Linked DNA regions of Homo sapiens: all the other regions are linked to region 2. The links are chromatin contacts, found by Hi-C or POLR2A ChIA-PET in ENCODE. All regions are on one chromosome and are shown on one strand. Each heading gives the region's core, a stretch centred on a gene start or an enhancer-like site at or near the end of the contact. The rest is flanking DNA. Distances are from core to core; before and after follow the strand shown.

The links. Hi-C counts contacts between places; a loop is a spot of excess contacts on that map. ChIA-PET counts read pairs that join two places held with the same protein, here RNA polymerase II (POLR2A). Pooled maps may share reads with other maps.
Region 1: a loop to region 2 is called in a map with no recorded cell type, with 19 times the contacts of the local background. The contact joins two enhancer-like sites. A Hi-C loop is called at or near these places in 1 of 168 maps with a recorded cell type or tissue (transverse colon), 14 of 37 single-sample maps with no recorded cell type and 4 of 50 pooled maps.
Region 3: a loop to region 2 is called in a map with no recorded cell type, with 3 times the contacts of the local background. The contact joins two enhancer-like sites. A Hi-C loop is called at or near these places in 1 of 168 maps with a recorded cell type or tissue (GM12878), 19 of 37 single-sample maps with no recorded cell type and 13 of 50 pooled maps. POLR2A ChIA-PET finds 5 or more read pairs at or near these places in 1 of 52 experiments (activated CD4-positive, alpha-beta T cell).
Region 4: a pooled map shows a loop between it and region 2 (2.1-fold over the local background). The contact joins two enhancer-like sites. A Hi-C loop is called at or near these places in 2 of 37 single-sample maps with no recorded cell type and 3 of 50 pooled maps. POLR2A ChIA-PET finds 5 or more read pairs at or near these places in 2 of 52 experiments (activated CD8-positive, alpha-beta memory T cell and activated T-cell).

The regions. Positions count from the first base shown.
Region 1 is chr2:8,374,752-8,381,749 of GRCh38, reverse strand. No RefSeq gene overlaps it. Among named protein-coding and RNA genes, the nearest start is that of LINC00299, 50 kb to the right of the region's middle. Within about 2 kb of position 1,514, at least 5 of the 41 ENCODE cell types and tissues checked have a DNase peak (open chromatin) inside an H3K27ac peak, as active enhancers do.
Region 2 is chr2:8,230,578-8,237,638 of GRCh38, reverse strand. All of the region lies in intron 7 of LINC00299 (long intergenic non-protein coding RNA 299), which reads left to right. Among named protein-coding and RNA genes, the nearest start is that of LINC00299, 94 kb to the left of the region's middle. Within about 2 kb of position 2,683, at least 4 of the 41 ENCODE cell types and tissues checked have a DNase peak (open chromatin) inside an H3K27ac peak, as active enhancers do.
Region 3 is chr2:8,054,879-8,062,430 of GRCh38, reverse strand. It overlaps LINC00299 (long intergenic non-protein coding RNA 299), which reads left to right. Exons shown (of 9, transcript NR_034135.1): 8 at 2,026-2,083. Among named protein-coding and RNA genes, the nearest start is that of LINC00298, 82 kb to the right of the region's middle. Within about 2 kb of position 3,575, at least 2 of the 41 ENCODE cell types and tissues checked have a DNase peak (open chromatin) inside an H3K27ac peak, as active enhancers do.
Region 4 is chr2:8,453,321-8,460,036 of GRCh38, reverse strand. No RefSeq gene overlaps it. Among named protein-coding and RNA genes, the nearest start is that of LINC01814, 130 kb to the left of the region's middle. Within about 2 kb of position 2,301, at least 10 of the 41 ENCODE cell types and tissues checked have a DNase peak (open chromatin) inside an H3K27ac peak, as active enhancers do.

The sequences.
Region 1 (6,998 bases), core at 265-2,764, 150 kb before region 2:
ATCTGGGGTCAAAATAGTGTTGTTTTTGTTGACCTCTTACCTGTGTGGATTTCTTACAGATTTTGTAAAAGAATCTTATTCCATCAAAAGCAATCCTTAGCTTTATTTCAAGATTTCCCTTAGTATGTAAACCAGAGCAAGACACAGACCTGTGAGATGCTATGTGAAAAACGGTAGGATGGTCAAACAATTTGGGTAAGGTTTCTTGCTCCATCCTCCTCCTAGAGAGTCCTGGTGGACCTGAGATTTTGGGAAGATGCAGACATACCAAACCCTAGTGTTATTTACCTCTGGGGCTGGTATTGGAGTAACGAAGGTGAGGTTATCCATATTTAATTAACTAACCTCTGTATTGTTTATAAGGAGCATGTATTTTTTTTGTAACTTAAATAATCCTATAAAATAAAGAAAACAATAAAAAAAAAAAGAAGACCCAAAAAATGTTCTGAGAAGGCCTGCCATAAGGAAACCTAGTATGTCCCAAATGTTTCCCACTAGGTAACACTTAACTGGTTCTTACACCAAATTTTTGGGGGAGTGCTTTCCTAATAAACATCAATCTTCCTTGATTGCATACATCTCAGAATAATTTAACTTTACAGCTAGAAGTAAGTTAAAACATGGCCCCTATGCTCACTGCACTAGAAAATAAAGTGACGCCTGCTGAGGTTGTGTGGCTTGCCCGAGGTGACCCAGTGGAGGCCGACCAGAGGCTCCCATCCCCTTTAACAGGAAGGTGAAGCTGCCCACCCCTCACTTTTGTTAATAATGACACTGTTAAATTAAGCTAAATGTGGCCTGAGGAGGCCTCCCTACTTTGAGTCCCTGGGTAACAAATTGCAAGGTAACTTAGTATGTAAACTCACTGAAAGCCCACCTTTGAAGTATACTTTTGTATCATAACTGAGTCTCAGCCAATCACAGCAGCTGAACTTCAGTCAATCCCAGACCGCCAGCTGTTCAGACCACATTCAAATATGGCAAAGGCTGCCTGTAATCAGTCAGGCCCTTTCTGTACCACACTTCTGTTTTCTGCCCATAAATGCTGCCTGCGCACTTGCAGAGTGGAGAGCTCTCTGAGCCTCTCTTCTGGTTCCAAGCGCTGCCCAATTGGAGAATTGTTCTTTGATCAATTAAACTCTGTTGAATTAATTTATCTAAAGTTTTTCTTGTAACAATACCATTACCATTATAACAGCCGTTAACAACAGGGCAATATATACAGGGGATGCTCCCAGCTCTGCTGTGCGTATTGTACTAGGAACCTTTAACATCTCAAGACTTCAGGAAAGATAAATACGTTTTCAGATCTGGGCTCAGGGACCTGCTGTCACTACCCTGGGCTTTAAGAACATGTTGTCACCCTTTTCTCTCCTGACACTGCCTACTCCATCAGGAAAGGGTCTGGTGAGGGCTGATTTTAGCTCTCCCAGGCATGGCTGCTATCCTGAGTCCCTGCTTCCTTGACACGCCTTCCGCCTGGCTTCCTGTAGGTCTCTGAAAGTGGCAGGGAAACCAGATGCACGGGAAATGACGGACTTTGAGCATTTCTCCCCTAAGACCCAACAGAACACTTCATGGGGGAACTTCTGTGGTTATTAGCCAGCTTCCTCTGCTGAATGAGAAAGCCGGCTGCCCCCTCGCACTCTAGGCTCTTGAAAGGTCAGACTTCTGACTCTAAAAGTGACCCAGATGAGATGCTGAAAGGCATGTTGGTTACAAGGGAGGGGACAAGAGGCACAGCTGTATTTCCATAGATAGCAAATACAGGGGGGCAAAGCCATAGATTTTAATTTTGACACTCCTTAATGTAAAAAATAAAACAAAACAGAACACAACTGGCATGCTTGCAAACACAGGGTCTGAAGTCCCTGTGGGAATAACCAGCCAAGGAAAAGTGAATGTGGGAAGGAAGAATGGGATTGTATCAGGCTGCTTCACAATGGGAGGTCACCCCACATCATTTATAAAAGGTAAGTGCTGGCACAGCCTGGCGGGCCCTGAGCACCACGCTGCAGGTGTGATTTATGAGGGAGAGACTGACTATAAATCAACACCCTTTGTTTTAAGTAGTAGTTCCAGTGCAGTGGATTAATTTACATGCAAAGAGAATGAAGAAAAATTGCAATGTATTATAATCTACACGTATCACAGAATTAGATTCCAAATTGGAACAAAGCGTTCCCACTGGCTATTTGACCACGACTGTAGAACAAGTGCCCTTGTGTGACGTTCTTTACGGGGCAGGGATGAGATAGTGACCGTTTGGGTCTTCAGGTCACCAGGGAGAGTGGTTTGTTGGAATCCTGAGTGAGAAGCTTCAGTGCTGGAAACCAAAAAAATTAATTCCTTTCGATGTTGGCGTGGCCTGGTTGCCAGGCTCTCAGGGTATCTTTGTTAGTAAAAAATCTTGCATTGTCATCATTTTTGTTACCATATTTGAACTTTGGTGTATTGCTGCTCTTGGTGTTAATATATTATAAAAGAGGGAGACAAGATTCTAGGCCAGTTCTCATCAGCCATTGTGTAGCTGGGGATGAGAGAGAAGAGCCAGTTTGAGCGTGTGCAACTGACGCTGGGAATTTCCATCATACGTGTATTTATTCTATTTATTTGGATCTTTGATTATCCTTACTGTCTTAATGGCTCATGGTTATTTCACATATGTCAACCTTGTACTGCTCAAGAGACAAAAAACTTCCTGAGAGCAGAGCTGAAATCTTTGGTTCTCTTGTATTTCTCAAAATGCCTAGCACTTTGTATGGGAAAGAATTGATTCTCAGGATGCACTTGTTGACTTGAATCAAATGTCTGTGAAAACAGGAGAGAGCCATTGCCATGAATAATCAAAACCCTAGGGTTATTCAAAGCCCTCATTTCAGCTCTTAAATTTAGCTCTCTTTTCCCTCAAGCCTTTTATCATAAATACCATGAGGGGGAAGGAAAGAGGATTATGATTTCATCTCTATTTGCCTCTCCTACCCTCCTGCTGGTACTGAAATGATCAAGAGAGTAGAAAAATGCCCAAAAACCAACAGAAGGAAAGAGATGCAAACGGCTCAGAGAACCATGCATGGGAGGCTTTGCCTAGAATGACTGAGACAGACTGTCATCTTGTAAGCTACTACCTGTTTTTGGTTTGGTGATGATTTTGTACCCATTAGTGTGTGCGGTTTTGCATTTGTGTACTTTGCGGTTTCAGGTGGAACTCGAAGTCTATTCTTTCAAGGACAGAAGGGAATTCCTAACAGTGCGCTGACAGTAAAGTTCATGACAAAGAACATCTGCATGCTATTACTATCGATTTGGGTATTCTTGGATATTTTTATCCTTTTTTTCCCAAAACAAATTATTTTCACTGAATACCAAATGTTCTGTTTCTACTCAAATTATAAATCATGATATGAATCTATTAGAGAATGATATGGCCTAAAGATGTCCTACCGATTGTCAGGATTTTCTAGATTTGCATATAGTTGCTGGTAGCACTGTAAGCAGTGCTTAGTGGACTTTAGCTAAGACAGTGGCCATGCCATAGAAATCCCAGGGGGAAGCTGAGGTTGAGCCAGGTGGGTAAAGGGAGAGCCAGAATGTTTCTGAAACTGCTCATTCATTCCTTCATCCACCGTTTATGAAATACCTCTTGCAGTCCAGGCATTGTAATTGGTGCTGAGAATATAGTGATGAGGACAATGGAATCTATGCCCTCAAGGAGCGGGGGCTTCTCAGGAAAGAGAGACTCTGGTAACAGAGCATGTTCAGGGCTATGGCAAGGATACCCCAGAGAGCCTAGGCCCTGTACCAGCCAACCTAGTGGAGTTGATGGGGGCATGGAGGGGTATTGGGACAAGTTTCTGAGGAAGACATTTGACCCACTTTTGATTTGTTCTTTAGGCAAAAAGTAGAAAAGGGTGTTTCAGTGACACAGATAGAAACCAGGATTTGTAAAGACAATATCTGAGTAAGATATGTTTTCCAAAATGCAAAAATGATACAAAATTAAACCTTCCTTAATTGATATCTTAGAACATTGATTATTGAGGCACATTAGAGGGGGTGCTAGGCTGAACTGCTCAAAAGAATGAACTCTGATATTGTTTTCCATACTCAATAATTAGCACTATTGCCTGGTACAGAACAGAGGCTAAGTTCGTGTTTGCGGGAGAATCAGTTAACTCTTAAATTTTTATTTCCTTGGTCCCTTTTTAACACTAAACAATTAGTAGTAGAAGAAAATGTAATTGTAGTTTGTAATTTAATGGCTATCTTGGATATAAGGATGATCTTTTTACAGTCTCTAGTTAAGTTTACTCTGCATTGAAAAAGCCTATTTTTTCTTTGTATACAAATCAGCATGATTCTTCTAAAGTGAAAAATAATTTTGCTAAGTGATCCACTGCCTCGCTGACCCAATGGAAGAAAGCAGTGGTTTCTGTTTTTGAGAATTAGAATTTTAAAATAGGAGGAGCCCACAGGCTGTGGGTACCCTTTTTGCCACACTCAGAAGTAGGGCACGCGTTTCTTGCTTTTCAGACTTCTTACCTTCCCACACAAAGAAACCACAAACGGGGAATTAGGACGGAAAGAGTCAAGCGGCGTGGGCTCATCTTCCTCAGCAGGGCCATCTAAGAGGGCATACCACTTTCCAAAAGAACTGAGCTGAGACCCCAAATCTGAAAAACCATCCTAGCTGCACGTCTATACCATTTACCACGGGCTGGTAACTTGTGCGGTGTTCTGTGAGAATGAGTTCACTCAATGTCCACACAACGGCCTTTTGAGAGGGAGGCTATGATCATCCTTATTTTACAAATGGGGACTTTGGTTAAGAATTTGCTCAGGGTCACCAGCTTGTAGGTGCCAGCACTGTGGCTTGAGTCCTGGTGATCTGGGGGGCAGGTCCCATGCAGACTCATGTTGTTTTCACCCACTGCCTCCCTCCCTCCATTCTGAGGAGGGCAAAATGCCACACAATGGATGACACAGTCACATTATAATGATGCTGAGATGCTTTGTGGTTAAAAGCAACATAAAAAGATATAAGGCTATGCTTTCAGTTTAAAACAACTTTAAATGTTAGAATCAGGATTAGAATAGTTATTGTTTTTCTCAACAGTTTCCAAGATATAAATTTTGAGGCCCAGAATTTTTAGGAGTATTTTAAGACTCCAAAGATAAGAATCCTTAAGAACTAACTGTGGAATGAGAAACACTGCCAGTAAGTATATATTTCCTTCATGTTGGTCAAAATATATTTTATTTATATTTTGGACAGTTCTTATATGCATATGATACAACACTCAAAAGTATAAAGAGAGGACAGTGAAAAGGCGGCCTCCCTTCCATATCTGATTCCCTTCCTTAGAGGCAACCAGTGTTAGGAGTTTCCTTCTATAGATATTTTATGCATATGTAAGCTTATGTGTCTACATAGGTTATTTTCAATTTTTTTTGGTGGGGAGGGCACAAAAGTATTTATTTATTTATTTATTTGAAACTGAGTCTCACTCTGTCACCCAGGTTGGAGTACATTGGTATGACCTCAGCTCACTGCAACCTCTACCTCCTGGGTTCAAATTATTCTCCTGCCGCAGCCTCCCAAGTGGCTGGGACCACAGGCACCTGCCACCATGCCCAACTAATTTTTTGTATTTTTAGTAGAGACGGAGTTTCACCATGTTGGTCAGGCTGGTCTTGAACTCCTGACCTCAAGTGATCCACTCGCCTCAGCCTCCCAAAGTGCTGGGATAGCAAGCATGAGCCACTGTGCCTGGCCAGTAATTTACTATGTATAAATACTTCAGTGCTTTGCTATTTTCACTTTAAATTATATGCTGAAGTTCAATATGAACTTGGTCTATAGCAGCATATTGAATTTCATCAATCTGATCATGAGTTGGAAAGTGATTGATTTCTTTATATAAAATATGCATCCAGATATTTTACTAAATTATTTGTTTGTGATAGTTTTTCAATGATTTCCTTTTATTTTCCAAGCTAAAAGTCATATAATCTGAATTTCTTTTTCCAAGTTTTATACTTCATATGTATTTTTCTTATCAGTTGGATGGCCAAATACCTGTGAAACAAAGTCAGTAGTTGTGTTCATGAGCTTTCTTATCTTTTTCTTGACTAAATTGGAAGCTTCTAGCTTTCCTCTATTAGGAAGTCTGACTTTTAGATAACACACACCCGCACAAACTAAATATACACAAACACATATTTAATTGGCATTTTAAAATAAATGTTATATTTTTATATCAAATTGAGGAATCATCTACCTATTACCATATTTAAGAATAATTAATAGAAATGCCACACAATGGATGACACAGTCACATTATAATGATGCTAAGATGCTTTGTGGTTAAAAGCAACATAAAAAGATAGAAATGGGTGTTGACTTATGTAAAATGTCTTTTCCATCACATATGGAGATGATCTTTTGATTTTTCTTTTGATATAATGATTTATATTAATAGATTCAGTGATATTTAATAATTCTTATATTCTGAAATTTATATTGCTTGGTTGTCATATATTGTTCTTTTAATATTTCTGTTAAGGATTTTTCATTGTTCTTCTAAAACGAGGTTTTCTTGTTTTGGGTCCTCTTTGTTGTTGTTCATCAATATAATGCTTGCTTTAAAAAGAATGGAGGCTGGGCACGGTCGCTCACACATAATCCCGGCACTTTGGGAGGCAAAGGTGGATCACTTGAGCTCAGGAGTTCAAGACCAGCCTGAGCAACACAGTGAGATCTCATATCTACAAAACATCCGGAAAATTAGCTGGGCGTCGTGACATGTTCCTGTGGTACTAGCTCCTTGGAAGGCTGAGGTCGGGGTATTGCTTAAGCCTGGAAGGTGAAGGCTGCTGCAGTGAGCCATGATAGCGCCACTGCACTCCAGCCTGGGCAACAGAGCAAGACCCTGTCTCAAAAAAAAAAAAAAAAAAAAAGAGTCTTTTTATTTTTTCACCATCTAGAATAGTTTGAA
Region 2 (7,061 bases), core at 1,434-3,933:
CTTCATTGGTTTAAAAAAACTAACAAACAGATGACATCTTCTCTTCTCTTGGTATCATTGGCCTCACCATTTATTTCATGTCGCTTAATTGCAGGCAAATCTATTTATGAATGTTTCAGATGACAGTAGTTTTTGTGACAGCAGCAAAACTCCTGAAAATGAGTTTCTCCTGAAATGAGGCTGTATTCAGAGTTCTTGGAGGAGGAGCAGGTTGCTGAGAGCACGAATGAATAGAGGGCAGTTCATCTAGCCAAAATATCTGCCCTACTGCCTGTTGGTCTACCATTATAACCCCATTCCTATGCGTTCTGCTGATAGTAGGGTCTTCAAGAAACTCCACAGAAATGCAGAGGTTTCTTGGCAGCCAAATCTTGGTAAGCTTTAGTTGTTACTAAAGAGTCAGACTGGAGGAAGAGGATGCAGTTTACCTGATTCTGGAGGTAGAAAATTCCAGGAGGGTGTGGGGCTCAAGGGTTGTCCCCCTAAAGGTTTGCAGAAAAATCACTACCATGAGGCAGATTAACAGGAGAAAAAGCGTACACATTTATGTCACATGTATACACGGGAAACTTCAGAATGAAGCCCCAAGCCCAGATGAGGTACAGAAGCTTCCTGAGGTTGCAAAAAGAATGTGGACTCAGAGCATGGCCCCAAACAGGTTATGGTGGTAAATTAGGATTTAGTGGAAAGACAGATTGTGAGAAGGAAAAGGAAGACGCCTGGGTGGCAAAGGTGACCTTAGTATGTAGACAAAGCCTCTCAGGTAGTAGCCCTCAGAGAGAGTAGATGCTGCTTCTTTTCAGGCTTTTAAAGGTGACAGACTCTCAGTTTTTCTCCTAGATCCAGGAAAGACCTAGAAAGAGAAGGCCTGGCTACATCACTGGAGATTCTCTACAGATGCAAGTTTCCCCCACCTCAGTCTGCCTGCCCTGCAGCAGCCATTTCAAAGTATGGGATAAAATGGTTTGATTTCCTTCAAGGAAAACTCAAATGGAAAGATGGACAGCCTGCTTATGGAGCAGTTCTACCTATGAGTGGTTGGCTTTGTCATAGGGAAGTAGCCACATACAAGGGCCATAAAGCTGAAATAGCCACATGCAAGTGTTTGAAGGGGAAAAGCAATTGTCCTCATGGAGAGCTCTGATTCTGGAGCTAATTCAGATTTTGCCAAACGATTCGTTACACTTTTTAGTTATCTTGTTTAATAGATAAAAACAACTTTTTCCACTTACTGTTTTTACCTTTCTTGAAGCCTTTTTTTTTTTTTTTCCTGGTCTCATTTAGTTTTTGCCACAACCCTTGGGAAGTAGGAGGTCAGGGTTATCCTTCCTGATCTTAACAGACAGGGACCAGAGCGGGTAGATGACTTGAGCTGATTAAGGAGGAAAAGCAACAGGACCTTAGACTTGGTCCCTTAGTCCAGTGCTCTTTCCTCTGCCACCTCTTTATGGGTGTAAGAAAATGTTAAAGATGAGTGTGATTATGAACTTAAAAGATAAACAAACACTGATTCTGGGCTCTAACGAAGCTAGGGGCCATCGCCCAATGCTGCAGTCACAGTCAGGGCCCTTGGTTCAGCCCTCATGCTCCTCTAACGCCCGTTACCTTTTTTCCTGTTTTTTGTTTTGTTGTTTGTTTTGGGACAGGGTCTCACTCTCTCTCTCAGGTTGGAGTGCAGTGCACGATCTCTGCTCACTGCAACTTTCATCCTCCTTGCTCAAGCCATCTTCCCGCCTCAGCCTCCCGAGCAGATAGGACTATAGGCAAACATCACCAGGCCTGGCTAATTTTAAAATTTTTTGTAGAGATGACATCTCACTATATTGCCCAGGCTAGTCTCAAACTCCTGGGCTCAAGTAATCCACTCACCTCAGTCTCCGAAAGTGCTGGGATTACAGGCATGAGCCACTGCACCCTGCCCTTCCCCATTACTTTGACTATTGCTATTTATTTATCACCTATTGTGTACCAAGCATATTGCATCTTCCCTTTTAGGTTCCTTAAATATAATCTTAAAATGTGATCATTGGCACAGAATTCAGCTTTCTGAGTTACTACATTTCCCAAAACATGAGGTTGAAAGGGACTTTCTTCACAGAGGCAGGCAGTGTGTCTGTCTGTCTGTCAGAGCTATATGGGCTCTCCCAGCTCCACAAGGTCCTCCCCATTTATGTGCCCTACAGGTGTAAAATCAAAGGAGGGGCAAAATTGTTTTGTTGTAGGAGAGACGAGCACATGAAGGAAATGTCTGCACAACTGGAGTGCCGGGAGAACAATAAAGCCAATCCCATAGAGAGGAAGCACACAGGGTGTCTCCATGTCTCCAATGGAATAAATCATCTGCAAGGGCTGTGGTTAATGTTCGGTCTGAACGAGGACCACACAGCTGGGACACTCTGTACTTTTGATCTGGCCTTTCAAGCTTGGGTGATGCCAGGAAATTGCATTTAATGGACTGAATGAAAGCTGCCGTATAGAAAACGAGAAGAGATTATTATAAAAACAATAGAGACCATTTCACCGCCCTCACTGCCTCACACCTGTTTTTTGCGTGGGGTCCATGAATCTGGGCTTTGGCAGGGAGACTGGGACTCCGGGGCCACAAGGCCACAGCCTGGTCAGCTTGTGGTTAGAGACTTTCTCTGCACTGTACTGGCTGTGTCAGAGAAGCACGACGTATGTGCCTGCATTGTCTTCACTGGGCAAGTCATTTCAGTTGCAGGAAGCCATGCACCTGCACTTCTTTGCCTTGAAAATAACTAATCTGCGGAGAGTGATCAGTCAGCCTTGTCAGAGCTCAGTCGTTTGGCTTTATGCTCATGGCCGCACCTGACCCTTGGGCACTGTGGGTGTATAAATAGCCTCAGAAATGGTGCTGCTCTCAAGCCCTGTCTTGCAGGACTTTACCTGTAAAGGAAAGCTTTACCTTTTCATGACAGGACTTGAGAGCTTATTTCAATAAAAGAAGAGGGAGAGAAAACCATCCTACATCCCCTGAACATGGAAACATTTCAACCCTGATGACCACTGGTTCCCACAGTGGTCAGAGGGACCTGAGGAAGAGTTTCCTTCCTTCCTCTCAGTGTGGAGCTGACACCAGGGTGGAATTTCCATAGAACTTACAGCACTGGGGGCAGGTGCAAAAGCAGAAGGGTGTAGAAACAGCTGCTTTGACTGGAGAGAGGAGAAATGCTTGTTAGCTTCCTATTTCCATATGACTGTGTGTCATCAGGGCTGACATGTTTCCGGGACAGAAATTCCCTCTTGTGAGAGAAGTATTGACATGAAATAGTTCCCCAGGATTGGGGCGAGTGTGCTGATGATAATAACACAGAGGTGATTTGTTGACACCATATGCAGTGCGTTGGTGCCCAGCTGTGTTTGATCCTCAAGGAATTCTTTGACATAGAGAAAGCAAGTGTCAATGTCATGTCCCATTATTCAGAGGGCAACGCCGAGTCTTAGAGTATTACAAAGCAGGTCAAAGAAAGGTGGATTTGGAGTTGAAGGGCAACCAGTTGATAGCTGCACAGAGGCTAAGTTACATGACCAAGGTCCTTATCTGGTAGAGACAATTGACTTTTGGCATCTGTGAGTTCTGCACAGAGTACTACCTATGGGTATTTAAATCTTCAGATGAAGGTGTACTTGATTACTCGCTCAGCTTCATAATTTACCCTTCTTTAAAAATTCCTGGGCAAATAGCCACTACTATAAAAAGTCCCCCAGCCTACTCTGGATTACAATTTCTGATGAAGATCTTTTTCCCTTTCATGTGCTTGGCCAGATATGTTTGGGGTAAACGTTATGAAGGTATTTACTGATTGGGCCCTGCTATTTTAGGGCATACGGAAAGGGAATGAGCCTTTTTCCCTTCATCATATTCTACTGGCATATAGTATATAAAAATTGAAAAGCTACATTAAGAAGGCACCATTGGCTGGGCGCAGTGGCTCACGCCTGTAATCCTAGAATTTTGGGAGACCGAGGCGGGCGGATCATCAGAGGTCAGGAGTTCAAGACCAGCCTGATCAACATGGTGAAACCCTGTCTCTACTAAAAATACAAAAATTAGATGGGCATGGTGGCACATGCCTGTAGTCCCAGCTACTCGGGAGGCTGAGGCAGGAGAATCGCTTGAACCCGGGAGGTGAAGGTTGCAGTGAGCTGAGATTGCACCACTGCACTCCAGCCTGGGTGACAGAATGAGACTCCATCTCAAAAAAGAAAAGAAAAAGAAGAGGCACTATTGTAGGTACTGAAAAATGATTCAACAACACATCAGGCCTGGTCTTGGCCCTTGCTATAGAATTAATATGGAAACAGTTTGGGTGTGAAAAGTATCTTAGACTGATGGACTCTGTCATTTTCCCTTCTGGGCATCAGTTCCCATTTATGCATCTATGAAGGTAAGAGCAGCTGCCAACTCCCAGTGGTTTCACACTTTAAAAGTAGATAGGATGCCTATTTGTACAAAGGCCAGTTGGGTGTTCTTATTGCTCTCCAGACTTCCACATGGTCATTCAGTAATCGAGCTGGTAGATGAAGAAAGAATTGAAGAATCTGTTCACATTTCATTGGCTGCAATGAGTAACATGGCCATACTTAATTGCACATCAGGCTGGTGAATACATACTAGTTTTGGCCAGGAAGAAGGGGAAACAGATTCAATGAACAATTAGTCAGTTTCTACTACTTCACTTTTGAAAATGAGGGGTTGGAATAGACCTTTTAAGTACCCTTTTAGATCTGAATTCAACTACTGCAAGATTCTAAGATTTCTGCCCTTCATAGCCTAATGACTTTGTGTGAGCTGATCTGTATATGGCATCACAAAGATGAAGTATATTCTCAGCAATATAAAAAATGAACAGTACTAGAATGGTGAAACTGGACAAAAATGCTTCTATCAAAATTGTTTAGTGAGCCCATACACATCAATGATCAATAAAATATTTTAAAGGGATTAAAAAAACCCAGGCAGCCATAGTGAAATAATGGGGCCCAAACTTACTATTCTGCTCTAAACAAGTAGAAAATTGAATCAACTCTATGAAACAACTGTTGTCAGACCCTGGAGTATAGACTGCAGGTAACGGAAACAAATGAGGTGAACCAACAGCCATGGATTCCCGCCTGGAAGCACTTTCTCAACCTCAGTGTAGGGAGAGGATTCCAGGCAGAGAATGGTGGTGTTGCTGAGCTGAGAAGACAGAGACCAGGGCTCAAGGTGGTGGAGATGCTGGAACTGGTGGGACAGGGTACTAGAAGGAGCCATGCAGGGAAAGAGTGCCAGAGATCTGTGCTGGTTTTCTCTTGGTTCCCTTGCTGATCACTAAAGTGAACATGCAGAGGATGAAATTCCATGATGCCAGGCAAGAAGGACAGGGAAGATGTAAAGTCTGTGATTCCTAGAGCTGGCATAGGTCTGGGAGATGTTCAGATTCTATCTAGCCAAAGTCAGTAGGCCTCACTGAATGCTTGGGGCATTCAGAGATACCAAATGCGTCATGCCTCAGTAGTAGGTCATAGCTAGCCCTAGAATAAGTGCACTTGAAAAGAACGTGTATTTTTAGTTGTTGGGTGTAGTGTTCTATGCATGCTAATTACATCACATGTTTTTGTATTGTTCATATTTCCAGTGTCTCTACTGATATTTATGGCTGCTTGTTTCATCAGTTACTGGGGTGTGTTTCACGGTCTTTAACTGTGATTGTGAATTCATTTATTTTGCCTTTAGTTCTACCAATTCTTAAATTTATATATTTTGAGGTTATATTATTATGTGTGTTCACATTTAGGGTTGTTATGTCTTCTCGTTGGATTGATCCTGTTGTCATAATGAAATGTACCCTTTGGTATTTCTGTGATTAGAATAGCTTTTTTAAAATTAATGTTTACATGGTATATTTTTTTCCATTTGTTTATTTGAAACTTTCTGTTTTTTTATACTTACGTATGTTTCTTATAAGCAGCATATAGTTGGATTGTGCTTTTTGTAAATTCAGGCTGATGATCTTTGTCTTTCACTTATGGTATGTAGTGTTTTTATACTTGATAAAATTATTGATTATTTGACTTGAAATCTATTATCTTGTTAAATGGATTTCTGTGGCATTTGAGTCAAAACTATGTTTAGGTATATTTAGTAAAGCGTTTAGTTTACCCTAATCAATGTAGTAGAATCATCCTTTTAAAGAAGAATTATTCATTTTAATTTGTGAAACGGAATATGCTATTATTAGATGGCATTTTATCCCTGATGATTGACAGGTGATTATACTCTCACATAAATATATACCCCTTTGCATTGAAGCCTGTTGTTTGACTCTGTCCAATGCCTGCTCCTATCCCATGGAGTCTGCCAGTCTACTCTAGGCGGGGTGGGGTTCCTTCTCTTCTGTCTCTGCCCTCACATCTCTTCAATTATTGCATCTCATTACCTCTTGGCAGAGATCATGTCCTATCACTCATATCTCAGTCCCTGATACAGAGATGGTTCTTCACAATTTTTGCTGAATAAATGATTCATGCAGGGCAAGTTTTAGATTGACTCCAATGTCATGTGCTTTGACAGAAAGAGTATTAAAGATCTGCTAAGGTGAGGAGAGGCCTTAGAAGGTCTAAGACGATCCTGAATTTCTCATTCTTCAAAGGATTCTTAAGAAATTTGGGTTAAGCCAGGGATTGGACTGTTCTCTTTTGTTGACTCAAGTTCATAGATGAGGTCAAGAATCAAATCAGTCTCTTCTTTGGTAATGATAGACAATTAGTTTGGGAAAGACTTTTTTCATGAGTCTTACCCATCATTTATCAATTTTAAAGTCTATGAGTAGCTTTGAATACAAAACTGCATGTGAAAATCATTGTGTCTACTATTGAATAATTGACTAATCTGTCACTCACAGCTCCTGAATGAGGTTCCTGTCTAATTGCACCTGCCAGTTACTGATTGCACCTGCAATTAGGCAATTGTGGGGGCAGTTTTTGTGTTTCTGTTTAATTGCCTGGGCCAAAACGGAGAGTACCTTTTACAAATCTGGCCTATTATCTCATTGTGA
Region 3 (7,552 bases), core at 2,326-4,825, 180 kb after region 2:
GGTCTGAGAGCCCAGTGGGAAACAGTGGGAGCCAGGGAGCCTTCTGAAGCCCAGCACGCATGAAATCACCAGCAGAGTGACGCTGCCAGGCCCAGCACGTGGCAGGGTGGCAATTATTCTGAAGGTTTTCACCTTTTCTATGGAAGTTTGGACAACGATGAGAAAGCACTACTGATGATAAAAAGAAAGCCAACAGATTATAGCATTTACTTTGCAAAAGCACAGTTTTGAACATCTTTCCAGAGCTCTACAGTTGGGAAAGTTTAAAAATGAAAGCTTATAGACAAGTGAGTATAAGTGTGTGCATGCCGCCTTCAGCTACGTGGGTGCTTGTCCCCACACCTAGGCTGCTGTAGAAGGGACTAGGAGCAGGATGTCATCCTTCCTGGAGCACAGCAGGCCTGGTCCCAGGATCTCTGCTCCTGCTGTTTCCCTAATAGAAAGTATTTCAGACAGAGGGCCTAACATTACCCTTTATTTTCTAAGGTTAAACTGTCGTATTTGGAATCTTGCTGGAGCAGAGTGTATACCTAATCACACCTAACTCATGCTAGCAAATCCCTAAACATCCACCCAAGTACAAACCTAGAGCAGGAATGAAATAGTCACAGTCGAGGGCTGGGACTGGCTTGCACCAGCTCACAAGAGTGGACTGTTAAGTTTTCAGAAACTTTGTGACCCAGTTGTTATACACAGGCATTGGTAAAATTTAACAAGTTAATATTAACCAACAAGGAAAAGGTTATATAAAAAGATAATATTCAAAATTCATCACTTGCTAATCATTTGACCACATGTTTCCATATCCCACAATCTAGCGGTTACTCCTGTTATTTCTGTACGGTGGAAATACTATACAGCATGGGCTACTGTTCATTTCTTCCCTACTTGCAGTCTGCGATGACATATTTATGGTTTTGAATCCGTCATGGTCGTTGTATTTACACCATGGAAATTGGCAAATACCACAAATCAGGACCTGTTTTTCTCCAAAGACCTGGTTGTTAGACATTAGCGGCATACCACTGTGTATTGGTGACATCTTCTGACAAGTTGCACAAGGCGTGCAGACTTTTTCTCTGGACGTGTCTGTGGTTGGAGTAACCACAAAGAACAGAGAGATGTGTCCAGTCTCTCATGTTCAGAAGGAGTTATGGTAGTCTGAAAATACCCAAGAGAAAACTTCGGATAAATAAAACACTTTACCTAAATCTGTAAACCTTCCCTCTCCTGTCACTTGCCACCAATGGTTAGCTACTCGTGTATTAATATTTTCTTTATCTCTGGTGAATTTATGCACCATGTTTTACACTAGTTGGACCAAAGCCTACTGTGTGTTAGAGACTGGTTAATATCCTAAAAAGCTCTGGGAAGTGAATATACAGAAAAAAAAATGAGTTTCCTTTAGAATTTAACAATGTAGTTACTAAATGTTTTAAACTTACTGAATATCTCTTTGGTAAAAGAGCAAGTCCACAAACTTTGGGATCAGATGTGGATTCAAATCTCAGCACTGACATGGTTCCTCATTTAGCTTATTTGTTGAACTCAGGAAAGTCACATAGCTCTCCTGACCTTCTGTTTCATCTTTAAAATGAAGGTAATAGTGGCCACCTTGCACACCTGTGCTAAAGGGTAAATGAAATAAGCTATGTGAAAGAAATGAGGGCATATATGTCATAGAAATGATTGCAACATATTAGGTATGGGTATGAATAAACATTCCGCCTTCTTTCATTTTGTTTTTATTATCCATGCTTGTCAGAGAATTTTCAGGTAATTCACATCTATTATAAAATATCTTGGTAATCTGGGACAAATAATAAAATAAAAAAGTAACAGAGTTGGATTAAACCAAAGATTTTTCCAGTGCTAAAATTTATATGAATTTAAGTGCATCCTTGCATTTTATTTTCAGTATATTCTACCTTAGAGACAAAGAAGTGGATAGCTTGGGGAAGGAGGAGAAGAGAGTTTCACAAAACATGTAATGCAGTTTAAAATCTCATTGTTTCCTTGGTTTAGATTTTGTGAACAATTTGGCATGAGGAGAGAAAGGAACCTGAAGTTTTTAGCAAGGAAGGTAAGTTTCAGTGAGTTTGATTTTGGTGGGGGGCTTGGTGGGGTGCTTCACTTTCATTTTGACTTTTTCCAGATGAACTCCCAACTTAGAGAACATTTTAGAGGGCATAAATATGTGTGAACTGAAACTAGAAAGCAGTCTCAAGAACACAGTGAAAAATAATATTGAGGGTGTTTAATGAAAAAGCCATCTGGAAAAGAGTGGTGAGGTTTTCCACAGTAAAAAACAACTTATTATTATTGATTCTGAAACTACATATTTCAACCCTCCAAATCTTTACTTTGATTGTAAGGACTCTTTAGAATTCTTTCCAAATGCATCACACCTTTCTAAGAACTTGCGAAATCACCTACTCCAACAGCTTCTTTTTATGGATGAGAAAACTAAGGCTGATAATTGGAAGTGATTTAGGGTCCAGAGTTGAATCAGGATTACGGCCGGGGGCTTCTAGTTCTTAGTCCAGAGCTTTTTCCATTGAACCATACCTCTGTACCTCGGGTAGACCTGTATGCTTTACATTTCTTGGTGTTCACTTGCCTACTTTGTTCTGGATTGAAGGAGGAAGACAAGGAGGAAGAGAAAGAAGAAAAAAAAGGAAAAAAAAAGGCAGACTTCATATGTCCCTCCCAACTCTTTTTTTATCCACCTCTTAAAGGCCAAGGTTATTTACTCATATTTTAGTATTATGTTTAAGCAATAAAAAGGTGTTTTTATTAAAGGGTCAGGTAAATAGAATTTTTAAAATACCTAGGTCAGTAAATGAGATTTCAGTCATTGTACAGGTGTCTTTGACTTCTGCACTTTCTATAGTGATGGCTGCACCAGCACATTCAGAGGTGTTTGGCACATGTTCTAGCCTCTGGACGCTCCGCTTCTTTTGAATTGACTGAGGGATGTGCACGGGTGGGAGGAGTCCCTGATGTTGACACAGGTGTTGTCTTTCTGGATCAGTGTTTTTTTTTTTTTTAATCTAGAGTGTTTCTGAAAAGAAGAGGGATTTCATTCATTGTGTACCTGTAGACTGTGTGTCAATATCTGTTTATTAACTGCTTACTTTGGATTTAGAGTTAATCTTTGTATTTACATACATTAGCTTAGGGACCTGAATAACTAATTGAATATGTGACATCTTTTTCAGTCATTGAGTTGATGTTGATTCTTATTGGTTTCTTTGATCTAAATATGTTAAACATGTGGAACATGTAAAATGATACAAAAATTCAGGCATACCCTCAAGAGAGGTTTTAATTTCCTTAGTAAAATCTAATCATTCATTTATTTATTCATCCAATCAGTGACATTAACTGAGAGTCTACTACATGCCAGGCTCTGTGCTAGCTGTTATAGGATGCTAGAGAGGAATAAAACATTCTTCATTCACTTCCAATAAATCTCAGACCAATAGGAATGACAAGGCAGATGTACAAAGAGCTTTAAAAAAGGCAGGAAATGATAACAGCTCTGAAAGAGGAACCGATTTTGCACAACTGGATCAGAGGAGAGAAAGAGCACTTCCTCTCTGGAGGCAAGACATAAGCACACGACAAAGTTTATGTTGGACACATTGTATTAAGTGCCAAAGGAGTGTAACAAGAATAACAATAACAAAAACAAATGGCTAATTTTAGCACTGTTTCATTGAATTGGCAGTAGGGGAAAAGGCCATTACACTTGGGACTGAAAGAAGAAATACTTGTTGTCTGTATTTAGACTTCTCTATCAGAAAGTCTAGCCCTTTGCTAGGGGAGTTGTTGGTTTTCTATTGCCCAAATCTTCCCCAAAGAAGCACAGGAGGGCCTGCATGACAATACTCCAACAGTGATATTTTTTCTAATTTACATCTTGTGTAAATATTTTCTGATGCTTCTTACCAAAAGAGTTTCAGATAAATGGTTTAAATGTTGTGGCAGACAGATCTTAGTAGGGTGGCCCTATGGTCTTGCCATTTAATCTTTTCCTGTGATCAGGCTATTTTATATGGTAACAGTGATGGGATATTACAACACACAAATACACACACAAACATACACACACACACCCCATCTTTATAGCACACATAAGACTTCTCTCCCTTGGAGGCTTGAGGAAGGAATCTGCCATATTGCAAGAGAGTTTATGGGAGGGCAATGCAACAAGGAACCATAAGACACCTGTAGAGTTGAGAGCTGCCTTAGCCAACAGCCAACAAGAAATTGGGAATGTCAGTTCTGCAAATGCAAAGAGATGAATTCTTTCAACAATCTGAGGGAAATCTGAGGGAAGTTAGAAGCAGTTCTTCCCCCATCCAACCTCTGATGGAAGTGTAGCCCAGACCGCACCTTGATTGCTGCCTTGTGAGATGCTAAGCAGAGGAAATAGCTAAGCTATGCCAAGACTCTTAACCCACAGAAAAAGTAAGATAATAAATGTGCTGTTTTAATCCACCATTTTGTGGCGATTCATTATGTAGCATAGAAAATGAATACAAATGTGAGAGCCAGATACATGAGGAGTATTTCTGTGAAGTTAATAAAAACACTTGATCCCTTCTTACCTGTAAAATAGTATATGGCTATTATACAAATATGACTCATTTGAAAGAACCCCAGTAGAGACAACTGAGAAACCAATTGATCATTCATGATTCATTATAATTCTAAAAAACTGAAGAGAAAGGAATACTTTCAAAATCATTTTAAGAGGTCAACATTAACAATAATAATTAATTAATATTGTTAAAACACCCACACTATCCAAATTATTCTATAGACTCAATGCCATCTCTATCAAATTTCCAAGTTCATTCTTCATAGAAATACAAAAAAAGATCCAAAATTTGTATCAAACCACAAAAGATTCTGAACGGCCAAAATAACCTTGAGAAAGAGCAAAGATGGAGGCATCACACTGCCTGATTTTAAAGTATACTACAAAGCCATACTAATAAAAACAGTATGGCTGGCATAAAAAACAGGCAGACACACCAATAGAACAGAATAGAGAGCCCAGAAATAAACCCACACACATACGATCAATAATTTTTGACAAGGCGCCAAGAATCCACAATGAGGAAATGATAGTCTCTTTAATAAATATGTTGCCAAAACTACCTGAAATTATAAAACTCTTAGACAAAACATTTTGGGAAAAGACTCTTTGACATTGGTTTTGCCAATGACTTTTTGGAAATGATACCAAAAACACAAGCAACAAAAGCAACAATAAACAAATGGGACTAAATAAAACTAAATACTGCTGCATGACAAATGAAACAATCAACAAAATTAAAAGACAACTCTATGGAATGGGAGAAAATATTTGCAAGCTATAGATCCGATATGGGGTTAGTATCCAAAATATACAAGGAACACATACAACTCCATAGCAAAGGCCCAAACAATCCAATGAAAAAGTGGTCAAAAACCTGAATAGATATTTCTCCAAAGAAAATGTACAAGTAGCCAACAGATACATGGAAAGGTGATCAACATCACTAATCGTCAGGCAAATGCATGTCAAAACCATAGCGAGATACCATCTCCTACCTCCTAAGATGCTATTATTGAAAAGACAGAAGATAATAAGCATTGGCAAGGATATGGAGAAAAGGAACTGCTTGTACTCTGTTGATGGGAATGCAAATTGGTACAGATACTAATTAAAACAGTATGAAGACTCCACAAAAATTAAATTTCCATATGACCCATCAATCCCACTTTTGGGTCTATATCCAAAGGAAGCACAAGAATCAGTAGCTAGAAGAGATATCTGTACTTCCATGTTTATTGCAGCGTTATTCAAAATAACCTAGACATGGCAACAACTGACATGTTCATGAATGAATGAATGGATAAAGAAATTGTGGTATACATATACAATAGAATATTATGCAGCCTTATAAAAGGAAGGAAATCCTGCCATCTGCAACAACTTAGATAAACCTTGAGGACTTTATACTAAAGTAACATAAGCCAGTTACAAAAGGACAAATAATGTATGATTATACTTGCATGAGGTATCAAAAATAATCAAACACAGAAGTGAAGAATGCAATCATGGTTTCCAGGGGCTGAGTAGTGGTAGAAATGGAGAGATGTTGATCAAAGGGTACAAACGTTCAGTCACATGATGAACAAGGTCTGGGGATCTAATAGCCAGTATGGATGGTGATGGATGTGTCATTGATTATGGTAATCAATACATTATATATACCTACATCAGATCATCACATTGTATGCCTGTATGTATACCATCTTTATTCTTGGATTAAACATTAAATGAAAAAGAAAGAATTCTGACTCAGTTCTGTCTGACAGAAGCCAGCATGCTTCCCACGGAACCTTGTGCATTGTCTCCCTGAATTGTTATTAGTTGGTTATTTTAGAATAGCAACCTAAAAATAATCTAGTCAAATCTTTTTTTTTTTTTTTTTTTTTTTTTTTTTTTGAGATGGAGTCTCGTTCTGTGGCTCAGGCTGGAGTGCAGTGGCCTGATCTCGGCTCATTGCAACCTCTGCCTCCTGGGTTCAAGTGATTCTCCCAGCTCAGCCTCCTGAGTAGCTGGGATTACAGGTGTGCACCACCATGCCTGGCTAAATTTTCTTGTATTTTATTAGAGATGGGGTTTTGCCATGTTGGCCAGGCTGGTCTTGAACTCCAGACCTCAAGTAATCCACCGCCTCAGCCTCCCAAAGTGCTGGGTTTACAGGCGTGAGCCACCGTGCCTGGCCTTAAGTCTTAAAGAGCATATAAAAATGAAATGAAGCCTTGACTTAGTGATGGCAGCTCTTTCTAACTGAGGGGAATACAGACCCGAAATGTGGGAGCCTGAGGGAGAAGATGTTACAATCCTGCAACAGTTATTTTCTTGCAGTGTGAACATTCAAATATACTTAAATAAACTCAAATTATTTTTACAAATAAATATGATACATATTTTTAAAGTAGGAAATCATCTCAGAGAGATTATCTCTTGCATTAAAATATCTTGATAAGGAAGGAGGACAAGGCTTATTTTCTTTTTAAAAACACAACAAATGGTGTTGCTCAGAAGAAACTTTAAGAATTTTTTAGTTTGCTTTAAATGCCAACTGTGCATATGTCTAACAATAACACATCGAAACACCTGCACAGGTGCCATGTCCTGCCTGGAGACCTCCCTCTCCTTGAGTGCCCACAGATAACAGCCTGAAGCCGCCAGAGAGACTCAGGAGCCTTGACTTCCTCATTTGATTAAGGAAAGGCACAACTGTAAAACCAGACTAATCCCACCTGCCAAACAAATTACTTGCCAGCCTTCCTTTTCCTGAAATTGGAAGCAAACACATTGTTAATCCTGTAAACAGGTACCCTGTTGCTGAAAGGTGACCACTGGCTTCTGTCAGCACATGGATTCAGGTCCATTGAACTGGAAAGTGCACTAGCAAACACTCCTGGCAGAGAGTTTTGAAGAGAACAGAGAGGGTGTGATAGTGATATATTAACTGCATGT
Region 4 (6,716 bases), core at 1,052-3,551, 220 kb before region 2:
CCCCACTGGTACTGACTGGGCTAACTTCTCCATAGAGTTCTCAATGGTCTGGGTGAAATAAGGGAAAGTATGGTACGGTTTTTTCCTAAATGCACTCAGCTTATAGCCTTGTATTTTTGAAAATTGCTGTTTCTTTTATGAAACGATGGGGATAGTGGTCCCTCAAAAATAACCTTCCTTGACAAAATTAAAAGTTAGAAACTCCATACAGCCCTCAGATAAAAAAAAAAAAAAGTAAGTGATCTATACAATCTAAAACCTGGGAACCAACCGCTGGTCCAAGAATACAGAGAGAAAAGGATGGAGAGGAAGGGGCCAACTGGCGGCAACCTTGTTTATTATTTATGTTATGTATTCATTCATTCATTCATTCATTCATTCATTCACTCAGCAAACACCTACTGGCCTGGAAGCCTTGCTTAATTATAGCTACTGCAGACTTCCGTGGAGACTGGTGGTGAGCAGTGCTGGTCTTTGGGAAGGTGAGTCTCAGGCTGTGTTTGTGCTGGTCTTAGAGGAGAAGGCAAAGTCAATGTCCTGTGAGACCCTCCTGGAGCCTGGCTTATGTTGATTACAGGGGTCTGCCTTCATGGGTAGTGGTCCCCAGGATAAGCAGAGGGAAGAGGGAGGAGGAGAACCAGGAACCAGAACAAACCTTTCAGCCCCTAGGGAACATCCAGATTGAAGAGCTGTAAGGGAGAATCATGCCAGAGGCTCTTTTAGTGCATTTGGGTCCAACAATTAATATTTACTGAACACCTAGCCTGATCAGGACGCAGCACTGGATACAGCCTAGGTTACTGAATAACCACGCTTATTTCATCAAAATAAGTAGTGTTTAAAGGGCCAAATGAAATCAAAAAGTGGTCCAAAGTCACTACTTTCTATTTCCAATTGCTTTGGGGCATCAGTTATTGAGAAGAATGCCTGGGTGAATTTGAAGTATCAGATGCATGTGTGTGCATGTATGCAGAGTAGTGGCAGGAAACCTGTATGACCAGCCTGGGAAGGACGTGATGTTCCTAAAGTGGAAGGGACCACTAGGATTATGAGAGCCAAGTCAAAGTTTGGGAACTCATTCTGGCTTTTGAAAATTCCACTTGCATGACTGATGTGGTTTATGCCATGGATGCCAGTTAGTGTGCAACTCCTTGCAAAATTCTGCCGGGTCAAGTCAGTGTAGCTTAGGTGGTGAGGGCATGGGATTTAATGCCCAAATGTTTAAGGCCCAGGGGCCTGAGTTTGAGTCCTGACATCACTTCAGAGCTGGGACTCCGTTACGACAGCTTACAGCAGAAGGTCTGGTCACAGACTGGCTCTGGCCCATGTGGGGTGCGGGGTCTGGGCTGGTGTCCTGCTTGTTTCTGGCTGGCACTTGTGAGAACATGAGCATCAGACATTCATGCTCCCCGTCTTCTGTGCATGTGAGTAGCGGTGTGAGGAAGGTGGTAATTCTCATTTCAGTATGAAATATGCTCTCAACACAAAAACAACCTACAAAACCAGAGGTGGGGGCAGGCCAATAAATGCACGTTAGTCTCAAACCTGACCCCATTAGAACAGCCACCCCACTCCCACCTGGAGTAGAAAGTCTGGAGAAAGGAAAAAAAATGACTTAAATCTTCTCTCCAGCCCTTCAACTTGCTGGCACGTCGCATTTGAAATGCATTCCTTCTCTAAGCTGGAAATTAGGATTTTCAAGTAATACATGAAAAACCAGTACGAAAATAAATACTGCAATAGTGGGGCCAGGATCCCTGGCCGCTCACAGAAATGTTATAGAAACTAGGCAGAATATGAGGTATTTTCCTGTGTTGTCATGCAGCACTTAATTTTTATGCTGATTATATATTTCTTATTCAATGTTATTTAACACCTGTGAAATTGACTTGACTTGGTAAGACGGCAGACTGTGGGATGGGGGTAGGGGTGAGAATCCTTCACAAGTCTTAAACGGAATTAAACCTGCGTGCTTATATTAACAAGGTAACAAGAAAAAAACCGGTCCAAACAGAAAACGGCCGGAAACCCAATGAGGTCCTAAATATAGTACAGTAGGTAATAAAGGATAAATATTTCTAGGAAGTAAAAGCCAAGAAGATAAATACCAGGTAGGCTGCACCTGCCTTCCTTATCTAACCTTTTAAGAATGCTATCGCTGGTTCCTGTTTGTCCACACCTCCAGCTGAGGGGGGAGGTGTTCCTGGGGGCAGATTGTGTTTGCAGTCGCATCTCTCCACGTCGCCTTCGCTGGTTCCGGCCTGGATGTTTTATTTCACTTTATGGGTTCACCCACCGCGGGGAGGAAGGCTAGCAAACCCGGGCTCAGGATGCTCCCTGGCGCTTCTTCGGTTATTTATTTAATCAATTTCAGCACGTAAAGGAGACCTTACTTATTTCTCAACACTTCTTTCTGTTTCCTGAAAGGCTGAAAAAAAGATGTATGTATGTATGTATGTATGTATGTATGTATGTATGTATGCATGCTCCTAAATATGTATTCAGTAAAGTTGGTAAAAAAAACACAAAGATTGGGTGGCCTGGCTGCTGCGCAGACCTGCACAGCGGGCTCAGCCCTCCCTGCACCCACCCCCGCCCCCTCGCCGACCTCCCCTGCACCTTCCATTACTCCCGCACCCACGTCTCGTCCCCCGCATCGGGCCCAGGGAGCGCAGAAGCCGGCGCGGCGGTGTTCGGGGTGGTGGTGGGGTGGGTAGTAGAGAGAGGGGAGGGCGTTCAGCGGCCCAGCAGGTGCTGCCCTCATCCGAGGCAGGCGCGGCGGGAGACAGCCTCCGCCCCACCCCGCCCCTTAACCCCGCGCCCCAGCCCGTTTACCCCGCCCGGGAGCGGCCTCCACGCCCGCCGGGCGCGTCCGGGCTGCGCCCCGACAGGAGTCCGGTGGAGCCACCTCCAACCCCCTAGGCGGCCGGGCAGGTGCAGGTGCGGGGCTGCCCTCCGCCCAGCCCAGGGCTGTTGACGCAGGTGACCCGGGTCTAAGAATCCCATCGGTCCACAGCCAGCATTCTAGGGCCCTGGGGACTGGGGTTCTTGGAAACCTCGTCAGCTGAGAGAACTCAGTTTCCCCTCTGGAGAGGTTTCAGACAGCGCGGCCCCAGACCGGGGAAGCTAGCGACTAGGCGTCCCCCCAGCCTCACAGTGGACGAGGCTGCAGTCGGGGCCTGACGGGGCCTGACCAGCGCGCCCCCTGACGCTGGCCCTTCCAGGTGCTCTCGGTGGGCACCACTGCCCGCGGTCCGCGTGATTCTTGCCCAAGTCTGTGGAGGGCCACAAAGCACCTCTTGTCATACAATTTTTAAGCGCCTCTATTCTCCCTTGGCTTAGTGGGCAACTTGCCCATTGCCCATCTCCAAATTAGGTCCCCAAAATGAGCCGTGAAATAGCGGATGATGGATGTTGCAGCCTTGGGTAAGAGCGCTCAGCTGGGTTTGTGAACAGCGTGGTTGAAGCTTCTGCAGAGGGGCCGTGAACTCTGGCCAGAGTCCGCGCTTTGGAAGAGCCCGCAGGGAATCTCAGGGATCTGCTACCTTACAAAGAAAACCGGCCTTATCCAGCCTCCTCTGCAGCACCCCCGGCCCCTCTCCCGCTTGGTGAGGCTGCAGGCCTGGGTGGGGTGGGGTGGCGGTGGGAGCATTGCTGATGCTCTCTGTACGGGCAGGGAGAAGCCTGGCTTTGGGTTAATGCTGCAGACAGGCCTGCGTGCGGGAGCCTTTGAAGGGCTTGCCGGGTTGGAAGCGGGAGGGTGGTTTAGTTTCCGAAAGCAGACTGCTTTCATTTTCTTGGTTGCCTTCTTTATCAAGATACTTCATTCTTTGACGTTTCCTGCCCAGAACCCTTTGAAGAAAGTCTTTTTTTGCTGAGTGTGCACTGTGCTCTAATAAGGCCCGTTGTGAGAGTCCCTTCTGTTGCCTGGCCCTGTGCTAAACGGTGAATAGGGGAGGCTGGGATGCGTCCCTGCCTGCTGTCCCCTCCCAGCGAGATCCGGAGAACCAGGGGAACCAGTGTTAGGGGCAGGACAGTGCCAGTGTCGAATGGCCTCTGAGATGGCAGCGTCCCCTCCGTGTGCCATCGCACTGTCGGAGAGAGCCTGTCCTAGTTTCAAAGAACTTGGGAAAAAATATTCTAAGCATCCTCAGAAGACAGGCGCTGTTGCCTAAGCGCCTCTGTTAGTCAGTTGCCCCTGACTTCTAGGTCTGAGCACAACCCTGAGTGTCTCAGCACTGTGGTCAACATGAAGAGGGCCTTCCAAGGGGGCCGTGTCAGTTATGTGGTATTTAGTATCTGGGTCAAGATGAAAAAAAAAAAAACACCAAAAAAGTTTTTCTGTTAGAAGGTTTCTCACCAGTAATTCTCCAAGACATACTTTCTGGTGTTTAATGAAAATGTTGAACTCTTCGCTGACCATCGACATGGGGAAGAACCCCACTGAGCTCATGAAATCTCCTTGTCTGCTACTTTGGTTGGCCATGTCTGCTCTGATCTTGGACAGCACCATTTCCCTTTCTTTGTGTGTTTTCCAAATGGGAGGCGGAGGCAGGCGCAGGGCCATCTCCCCAGCCTGGTGCTTTTCCTGTGTCTTTGTGAGCGGGGAGTCATTGCGGCAATACCCCGGCTCCACTGGTCACAGCTCACAGTCTTTGAGTGTGGTGGAGGCCAGGCAAGACAGCAGGCATCCAGGCCAGGACCCAGCCTTAGGTTACACTTTGCAGGGAACGTCCAGAGGAACTTTAAGGGGTGCTGGACTCCGGCGGGCCTTCCCTGGGGAATGGCCCTAAGAGAGCCACTAGAGCCGCTGACTTTCCTGGTCTCCATAAAGCAGGGGCCCCTCTTCCTGCTGCAGTGGCCCTGCTCACCCATGTGAGGATGCACCATGGTGCTAGGGTGTCTCAAGACTGGGCGACAGGTGAATGGAGGAAAGAGAAGAGCGAATCTTGTGATCCACTGGGTGTGCGGTGGTGAGATGCTGCTGTCTTGGAGAGGGTTGTGGCTTTGGGCAGATTTTATAGCATTTGTGTAACAGCTGTTATGCTTCTGCAAATCCTCTCCCTTCACTTTGGAACTCTGTCATCCTTGGCCTGCCACCTGGGGCTGTCTGGCTGCACGTCCTGAATATTTGTGTTCAAAAATGTGGAGTCGGGAGCTGGACTGTCTGGGCTGGAACCAGGCTTTGCCAATCGTTAGTTGTAGGACTTAAGTCTCTTTGTGCCTTGGTTTCCTCTTTTGCCAATTGGGGATAATAACAGTTTCAGCTTCACAGGGTGGGTGTAAGGGTTGAATGAGTGAATGTAAGTGAAGCACTTAGGATGGGGGCTGGGAGGCACAGCCCATGTGGTGAGGGCCTGCGGCGGTCATTTCACTGCTGTGTTGTTTGGCTGAGCCATATATCTTAATCCAGCTATTGGTATGTGACTTGGAATTTTCTTATTTTTTAAAAAAGAGACAGTGAGGGAGAAAATATAATTGACCTGTTTCACTGCGAGACTGACTGGACACCCTTTGCTAATGTGTGCTCTGGGGTTCCCATTTCTTAGTGGATTCACATTGGCATCACTGATTAACTTCATGGGAGCTTCCAGGTCTTTAGACAGCTTGGGATAGTGAAACTTGGGTTGTGTTTTAGAAGAAACTGGATCTGAACATCGGTATCATAAACTGTTTACCCTGGCAAGGGCTGCACTGAAGGGCAACCTATTCCTGGAGGTGTTGGTCTAGGTCTAGTCAGTACTAGCTCCAAGTTTATATGAAATGCAGCTTTAGGAGATTATCAATCAACATACCCCCAGCTCTTTGAACATAAAACAATGGAAAGTATGGCGGTTGTATCAGTTTCCATGCGTATCCGAGTGTAGCATGACTCGTCAAAGGAAAATCTCTGGAATACCCAAATGAAGCCAAGGGCTGGGCGGAGGCGTGCTATGTGCTTCTGATGAGTGAGTGCCGGGCAGCGGGTCAGGCTGGGATGTCTCCAGCAGGAAGCGCGTATGCGGCCCGCCAGGCTGCACCTGTTCTCACTTGGAATGCCCTTGCATTCTCAGGTGCAAGTCCTGAAGATGTTTTCTGAAATTCTTTCTCCTCCATGAATCCCTTTATGGCAATAATTCTGGACTGAGAGCTCTGGGGGGTGGGCTTGGGAACCTGTGAGTCACCGGAGCATGTGCCGATTCAGTGTGGCCATAGGGAAGGGCGATGGGTGATGGAGACCCCTGGTCTGCACAGCATGTATCATGGGCTGCAGCTCACAGCAACTGCCACATTCATAGTCTTGGGGAGACAAAGTGGTCTGAGTTGTTTTTCTAGAAACGGGAACGGGCCTGAGTCATTTATGCCCTTGCCAAATCGCTTTCGTTAGCAATTGTTCACATTTTCCAGATAATCTTATAAATATAGGCTTCTCTCAAACACATCTTTCCCCACATGGCCTGTTTTGTGACCAAAATTATGACCCAGTGTCTCTTCATTAATACCATGCCAGCTGGTAAGCCCAGAAGGACGCCAGATCAAAATTTCACAATTCTTTTAAAGGATGTGAGCAGTGACAGAGGAGAAAGATCTCAACAATGGCTGCTATTTATCCTGCAACAATCACACACATGCACCTTGCTCAGGACATTCCTCCCCTAAATGCAATCTTTATGAGAATACTGCAAAGTAGATTTTGCTCTCTGCCTTGTACAGATAAGGACGACATGGCTGAGAGA